Regions from separate parts of the Homo sapiens genome. Here region 1 is linked to region 2. Evidence: chromatin contacts called from ENCODE Hi-C or POLR2A ChIA-PET data. All regions are on one chromosome and are shown on one strand. Each heading gives the region's core, a stretch centred on a gene start or an enhancer-like site at or near the end of the contact. The rest is flanking DNA. Distances are from core to core; before and after follow the strand shown.

Evidence for each region. A loop is a pair of places that touch in the nucleus more often than their neighbours do. ChIA-PET counts read pairs that join two places held with the same protein, here RNA polymerase II (POLR2A). Pooled maps may share reads with other maps.
Region 1: a loop to region 2 is called in a map of CD4-positive, alpha-beta memory T cell, with 8 times the contacts of the local background. The contact joins two enhancer-like sites. A Hi-C loop is called at or near these places in 12 of 168 maps with a recorded cell type or tissue (B cell, CD14-positive monocyte, CD4-positive, alpha-beta memory T cell and 8 more), 32 of 37 single-sample maps with no recorded cell type and 19 of 50 pooled maps. POLR2A ChIA-PET finds 5 or more read pairs at or near these places in 5 of 52 experiments (A673, T-cell, WTC11 and 2 more).

The regions. Positions count from the first base shown.
Region 1 is chr10:110,544,510-110,548,181 of GRCh38, reverse strand. No RefSeq gene overlaps it. Among named protein-coding and RNA genes, the nearest start is that of SMC3, 21 kb to the left of the region's middle. Within about 2 kb of position 2,029, at least 2 of the 41 ENCODE cell types and tissues checked have a DNase peak (open chromatin) inside an H3K27ac peak, as active enhancers do.
Region 2 is chr10:110,413,211-110,417,117 of GRCh38, reverse strand. No RefSeq gene overlaps it. Among named protein-coding and RNA genes, the nearest start is that of DUSP5-DT, 81 kb to the left of the region's middle. RefSeq lists enhancers at 2,371-2,500, 1,675-2,874. Within about 2 kb of position 2,462, at least 12 of the 41 ENCODE cell types and tissues checked have a DNase peak (open chromatin) inside an H3K27ac peak, as active enhancers do.

The sequences.
Region 1 (3,672 bases), core at 780-3,279, 130 kb before region 2:
GGAGGATCGCTTGAGCCCAGGAGGCTTCAGTGAGCTATGATCTTGCCACTGCACTCCAGCCTCAGTGACACAGTGAGATCCCATTTCTAAAATAAATAAATAAGTAAACAAATAAATAAAATAATTATTCTTTATTAAATTACAACAACAACAACAACAAAAATAGAAGCAATCTCATCACACATTCTACTTTGCAAGTAGCATTATAGTCCATTCTGGCTGGGTTAGATAGGTTGGCAAGCCATAACTTGTGTATTTGTCCATTAAGAATGCTCAATATTTATATGCATGGTGTTCATTCAAAGTAGAGAAACACTATTTTACTCAAAATTTTTCATTTAGTTATAATTGCAGAACAACAAAAATTATAAATGCAATAGCAATTTATATATTAATCATATAATACACACATTCAATAAACATGTACAGATTTTGCAATTATTTTTCCCGTTATGTTTATTCTGATTATATTTATTGAAATGCAATTTTGTCTGTTGAATATGATAATAAAATTTGGTTCAATTTTGTATATCTTTGTTTTTTAATGTAATGTGTCCAGTATTAATAATTCATTTTTATTGTACAATGGATTGGTTTGCAGATTAAAATTCTTTTAAAAACTGGTTCTTCGCCAGCCAATTTGAGAAGCACTGTTCTACAGGTCAACTTTATCTGTAAAGTGAGGATGAACTGCCAACTTTGGAGCAATCACAATTTTGGATTATATAAAGTCCAGCGAGTTATCAGAAAAAAAGGGGCCATGTTCAACATCAGCAGGAAAGGCGAATGGTTATTCTGAGTGTCACATCTTCATCTTTACCACTAGAGGGCGGTGAAGAAGTTCTTGTAATTGTGGGATGCATCACAAAGCCAAAATTGCTTGTAAACCGAGAAATTGAAGCACGCAGGAAAAAAATAAAACACAGAGTAAGATCAATTACCCAGTGAACATTTGTTGGTCGCCAATACTGTCCTGTAACACACTAAGACTCAATACAGAGGTCAAAACCCAGGGTCTATTTGTAGCTAAAATTCAAAATAGTAGGTAAAATTGGGATGGACACAAGATTAAAGAGATAGCTTTGCATGATGAAGAGTCCTGGAGATTAGTTGCATAATAACATCAACATACGTTTAAAAATGCTTAAGATGGTAAATTTTGTGTTATGTGTATTTTGCCACAATTTACGGGGGTGGGAGGAAGAGAAAGAGAGAGAGATTGCTTCTTTAGCCTGGCGTGGGCAGGAACTGTCTATACCCAACCAACAGCTCTAGCTCACAAGACGTGGAGAGGAGAGGTGGAGGTACACAGGCCAATGCATCACAGGGGTTGTGGAGCCTTTGCCGTGGGACCCACACTCACACACACACATGCACTTTTATTCTTAGTTCTGCCACATATCTTAGCCCATCACTCTGCCCCAGTTTTTCAACCCCTGAAAAGCTTAGGGAGCTCGTTTGCATAATCAGTTCATTCATTCATTCATTCATGTATTTGCTTAATGTTAACTGAGCACCTACTCTGTTCCAGGCATCCTGTGAGGTGCTGGGGTACAGCTATGATAAGACAGACAACCTCTGCCCTCAACGTGTTTACAGAGAATTGCCTTTTCTAGTTGAGGCCTTGAAGGGTCCTAGGAACTGTTTTTATCTCAAGTCAGCATCTCCTTCAATCAGTGACAAGTAGGCCATTTGGAGCCGCTGTCTCTAAAGTATTCTCTTGAAACCGTAGGAAGACAAGGACACAAGAGGGAGAATAACCACAGAACCACAAAGGGATCCAAGGTTGCCTTGACAACAGGATCAGAGGAAATAGCCAAGCCCTTGAGGTGCCAGGACTGGACTCTGAGCCTGGGCCGACTGTCCATTCAATGTCACCTTTTGACTTTGACAGGACTTCACTGAAGTGAGTCTTTGAAATCCAAAGGAAGAGAGGCCCACGCACTGAGGAACTCATCCCACGTCCATCCCAGCCTTGTTCTGATTCTGGAGGAACACAGGATGTCCTCACTCCAAAGGCTGCCAGAGACTGCTGGAGGCCGCACAGGAAAATAGGCAAGAGTCTGGCTTATGATTCTAACAAGCTTCAGTTAAACTCGGGCTGGGCCTCAGAGTCGCTGTGTAACAACATATGTCTGTCTGAGCCTCAGTTTCTCTATTTGTAAAGTAGAAATAATACTAATAGTATATAGCACCTCAGGGAATGTTATGAGGATGAAATTACATAATAAATGTGAAGTTCTTAGCACAGTGCCTGGCACACAATAAGCACACACTTAATGTTGTTTAAAAAAAAAAAAAGCTGAGCTGGACTCCATCTTTTCAAATGAGAGAACTGAGGCCCAGCAGCTTAGTAATAGTGGAAAGTTGATGAATTGTGGAATTATACCCAGTTTTGGCTCTCCCAGTAGACTTTGGGAAACTCACTTAGTCTCTCTAAACCTCCGTTTTCTCATCTGTGAAACGGAACAACCAGGTTGTTCTGAGGACTACCTGAGTTATGTTAAGCACCTGGCACCAGAACCTGGCATATTGCATTGTCCAGTAAAATGTTCATTTTTTTGTTCCTCTCTGTGGTTGTCCAGAGTCAAACTTGGTTCTAACTTTAAAATTGCAGCCCTCAAGGAGTTCATGCTCACCTTCACAATGCAAGCTTGGAAGTCAAGCAGCTCTCAACTCAAATCCAGTTCCTGACCTTGGGCACATTACTTAGCTTTTTTCTTTCTGCTGCAGTTTCCTAGTCTGTAAAATGAAGATCATAATAGTACCTCCTTCCCAGTGCTGGCATGAGGATTATGTTTTCTTTTGAAGTGTCCCATAAATGTTTATTATTATGTCCTGCAATCATGGCCCTAATCAAGAGGCTCTCAAGTAGATAAGTAGTATGCTTATATTTTGGTTTATTTGTGTACTAGGCTGTTATCAGAGCTGGGATTCACAGAGTTAGACAAGACTCCTGCTCTTGAGCTGCCCACAGTCTAGGAGAAGAGACTTAAGCAATAGCCTCATGACTGTGGTCAAGGGCTTTGATGAGATGCTGGGTGGCCAGTGGTTAAGAATACAGATTCTGGAGCCAGACAGCTGAAGTTTGACCTCAGTCCTGCCACTCTGTGATCTTGTGCAAGATATACTTAACCTCTCTGTGCCTCTATAAAATAAGGATAGCAATAGCACTTGGTTCATAGGGCTATTAGGGAAAGTTCAGTGGTTTCATATCTGCTTAGAACAGGGCCTGGCACATAGTAAGCACTCTATGCAGGCTCCTTCAATGAATAAAAGCTTACATACAGGCCGGATTCGGTGGCTCATGCCTGTAATCCCAGCACTTTGGGAGGCCGAGGCGGGCGGATCACTAGGTCAGGAGATCGAGACCACCCTGGCTAACACGGTGAAACCCCATCTCTACTAAAAATACAGAAAAATTAGCCAGGCGTGGTGACGGGCACCTGTAGTCCCAGTTACTCTGGAGGCTGAGGCAGAAGAATGGCGTGAACCTGGCAGGCAGAGCTTGCAGTGAGCCAAGATCACACCACTGCACTCCAGCCTGGGCGACAGAGCGAGACTCCATCTCAATAAATAAATAAATAAATAAATAAATAAATAAATAAATAAAATAAAAGCTTACATACAAATGACATTGGTAGCATTCAGAGGAGAGAGTATAGTTCTAGA
Region 2 (3,907 bases), core at 1,213-3,712:
TCGCTACCTTACTCACCCAGGCCTGGGGGCCTGGCTTTGTCCCTGCCACGCCCCTGCTCAGCCACAGACACTGAGAGCCATAGTCTTTGTCACTCAAGACCAATTCAGCCAATGGCCAGAGCACCTAAGGGGGCTCCCCACCCCTGTAAGTGTCCCACTTGGTGGGCCAGGCTAGGAATGTGGGCAGATGGGAGGAACCCTGGCTTGAGATCCAGTAGGCCTTGATTCTCAAAGCTGGCCACTTATTGGATTGATGTAGCCCTTCTCCCACCCAGGCCTCTATGTCCTTACCCAGTAAAAGGTGTTTGGAATCCTCCAGGGATTGCAAACCATGCTAACCAAAATCTTGGCTTTTTCCAAGGGAGCTTCATGGCTTTTGTGAATACTCAATTCAAATATAATTCCCAAAATGTATTTTATTTATTTTTACTTATTTATTTTAAGACAGGGTCTCACTCTATTGCCTAGGCTGGAGTGCAGTGGCATGGATCATGGTTCACTACAGCCTCAAGCTCCTAGGCTCAAGTGATCCTCCCACCTCAGCCTTCTGAGTAGGTGAGACAATAAGTGTATGCCACCACACCCAGCTAATTTTTAATTTTTTTGTAGAGATGGGGGTCTCCCTATGTTGCCCAGGCTGGTCCTGGGCTCAAGCCATCCTCCCTCTTTGGCCTCCCAAAGTGCTGGGATTACAGGTGTGAGCCACTGTGCCTGGCCCAAAATGTATTTTAAACTACTTGAATATTTGTAATAAGCAGCACCATGCACATTTAGAAGTGATACGTGATTTTCACACACTGGAGCTCACCTCAGTTGTGTTCACACTGATTTCATAAGTAACACAGTAACATGTTGGAAACTTGAACTTCTTAGAAAATATATTTAAACTAGTGGAGTGAAGCTTTTATTGTTCACATACACTGGGGCCCTGTGTCGGGTCAAATCTTATTTGGAAAAAGGGTTCTGTTTAAAAAGATCTCACAGGCATTGGGCTTCGTCACCAGGAAGAGAGATAAGGAGAAGTGATATGACCAGTGTTTCTGGTGAGTGACTTCTGTGTCCCACAACTGTGTTGGAAGATTTTCTCAGCAGACTGCAGAACATCTTATCTGAGCTCTGGTCTGAGCAGTGCCACTGATTGGCAGACATTTGCAAGTTGGTTCTGGAAGTCACTGGTAGCTGACAGCTCCAGGCCAATCTGAAAGAGGTAGGGCCCGTTTCTGCACCAGGGCAGAAGAGTGAAGCCTTTCAGGAGCTGCCTGGGGATAAGAAACAAATACTAAGAACTCAAATCACAAGTTGCCTAGCTCCAATGTGCCAGGCGACGGGCTGCACCTCTCACCCATGCAAATACATTTGTCCCTCACATGTACATAAGGAGGTTTAGCCTCATTTTATAGGTGAGGAAAGTGGTACACAGATAGTTTGACACCCCCCAAATTCCCTAGCTAGTGAGTGACAGTGCTGGGAGCAAACCCCCAAGTCTGGGATGGGGATCAGAAACTCACAGTTTTAATGAGCACCCCAGGGGATTCAGGTAATTCTGATGCAGGTGGTCCACACACCCTTCTCCGAGAAATACTCTACTACATTATACTGGGTGCAGGGGCTGGATACAGACTGAAGTAGAAATAGTTCTGACCAACAGTGGCCTTGTCATCAGCACCTGCTTTTTACCAACCTTTTACCTAACAGGTGGCTCTGCCTGAACAAGGTCTTAGAGGGGTCTCTGGACATCTGATACAGGCAAGCATCTGCCCCTTTCTTTGCTTCCATTTTCACCTCAATAGAGCAAGGGATGACATCTTGGTGCCCTTCCTGCTCTCAATCCTGTGAATCCATTACCAGCCTCTGTGACCTGAGTACCAGACCAGGAGCTCCAAGGTTGGGTCTCAGAGTGGTAAAGGGTCTTGCTTGAGTCAAACAGTTAGTAAGTAGTAAAGCCTCCTTTAGTCAGGCTGCTGGGGTCCAGATCTCCACCATCTTAACTCCCAAGCAGTGGTGTCCCCAAGGACGGGGCCATAGGAATGGTGCACATGGGTACAATAAGAGGTCATATCATCTACAGAAAAATTACAAACAATAATAAACTGACTAACAGTGATGCACCAGCAATTCTAATCAACGTCAGTGATAAACTACTTCTGTCCCCGCCACACCCCCACTAGCTTGGTATGCCACCCACTGCCACCCTCTGCCGCATTCTCTCCTGGGGTTATGTGAGTCACTGCTGTGCAGTGAGGCTTCTCAGAGGAAGGAGAGGAAGAGACCTTGTTAGGGGTGGGGGTGAGGTCTCTTCAATGTGGTCCCCATCCGGCCACACCATCTGTGACAAAGACACCCAAGAGAATGTGGTCTGGGTGACTACAGGGCTCATTTACCTCAGGCTAAAAATAGGTGCATTCCCCGCAGCAGGTGGGTGACTCAGCAGGCCTGAGGAAAGCTTCTAGATGGAGGAAGCGCAGTCTTGCCAGCCCAGGTTTCCCCCCGGTACCAGAACAACAGGAAGGGGCTGATGACGGAATTGTAGCATGCATTTCACAACCCCTTCTGCGCCTCCCAACTTTCCCCTGCTGCCGTTCCCCAAACTCCCTGTTCAAAAATTGCTGTTCAAATTCCTGAAATTGCTAGTCCAATTGAGAGCCCAAATGAGACCATGTGGCCAACTGCTCAAACTTATGGTAGCTTTCTTCCAGACCTTAAAGAGAGAGGCGAGAGAAGGTGCATGCATGTATGTGTGTGTGCACACGTGTGTGAGAGCAGGTACATGAGAAGCAGGCCACAGAGCGTCTATACTGGAGTCTGCCTTTGTCTCTGACCTCCCAACCTGGCCGCTGGCCACATACAGTGGAACCCAAGGAGGACTGCTGATGCTCTCTGATCATTTTCTGCAATGCGTTATGCCCTGGGAAATGAAAAGTGCTCCCTTCTTTCCATCCCCAGACTTTTCAGGAAGCAAGCACAGTCCTGACCTTCTAGATATATCTCCAGAGGCTCAACAGAAGCTGAGGAGTGAGGCAATTATTTGAAGAATTCAACCCCACTTCAGGCAGCTGTCTGAGCAGATTGATGCAACGGGAAGAGGCAAGACTGAGCGCCAGGACCTAGTTTCTCGTCCTGGTGCTGCCGCTCATTTGCTTTGTGACCTTGAGCAAATCAGTTTTCCTCTCGAGCCTCTAGTTTCTTTCTCCTCTGCACATCCATTTGTTATTTCTTCAACAAATACCTATTAAATGCATACTGGGCCATGCACCTGAGTATACCATGCTAGATTCAGGAACAAGCAACTATGGAGGATGAAAAATGTCCAGGAAGTCTTTGCACCTCCTCCTAACAAAAACTAGCACTACTTCTCTGTCCTTTGACTCTAGGATGACCTTGTAACTTGCTTTGACTAATGCTGCGAAAGTGACTCTTGACTTTTGCTCTCGCCCTCTTGGAACCCAGCTACCACATGAGGAAGCCCCAGCTAGTCTGCTGGAGAGGCCACATGGAGGAGAACTGAGCCTCCCTCACTGACAGCCTCCACCAACAGCCCATCAAGTTAGACTATGCAGTCCCAGTCAACAAGCCACTTGACCAAAAATGTAAGAGTGAGCCCAGCCAAAACCATCTGGAGCAGAAACAAGCCACCCTGCTGAGCCTTGACCAAACTGTCAACCCACAGAATTGTGAGCAATTACATGGTTGCAGTTTTCAGCTATTAAGTTGTGGTGGTGGCTTGTTATTGATATAATTAATGTTTATTGACAATTTCCAATGTGCCATTGACAATGCTAAATGTTTTACATATATAATTTCATTTATTCCTCCCATCAACCATGTGAGGCAGGTACTACTATTCAAATATCCATTTTACAGATGAGAACACTGAGGCACAGGAAGGAGAAGCAACTTGCTGAAGATC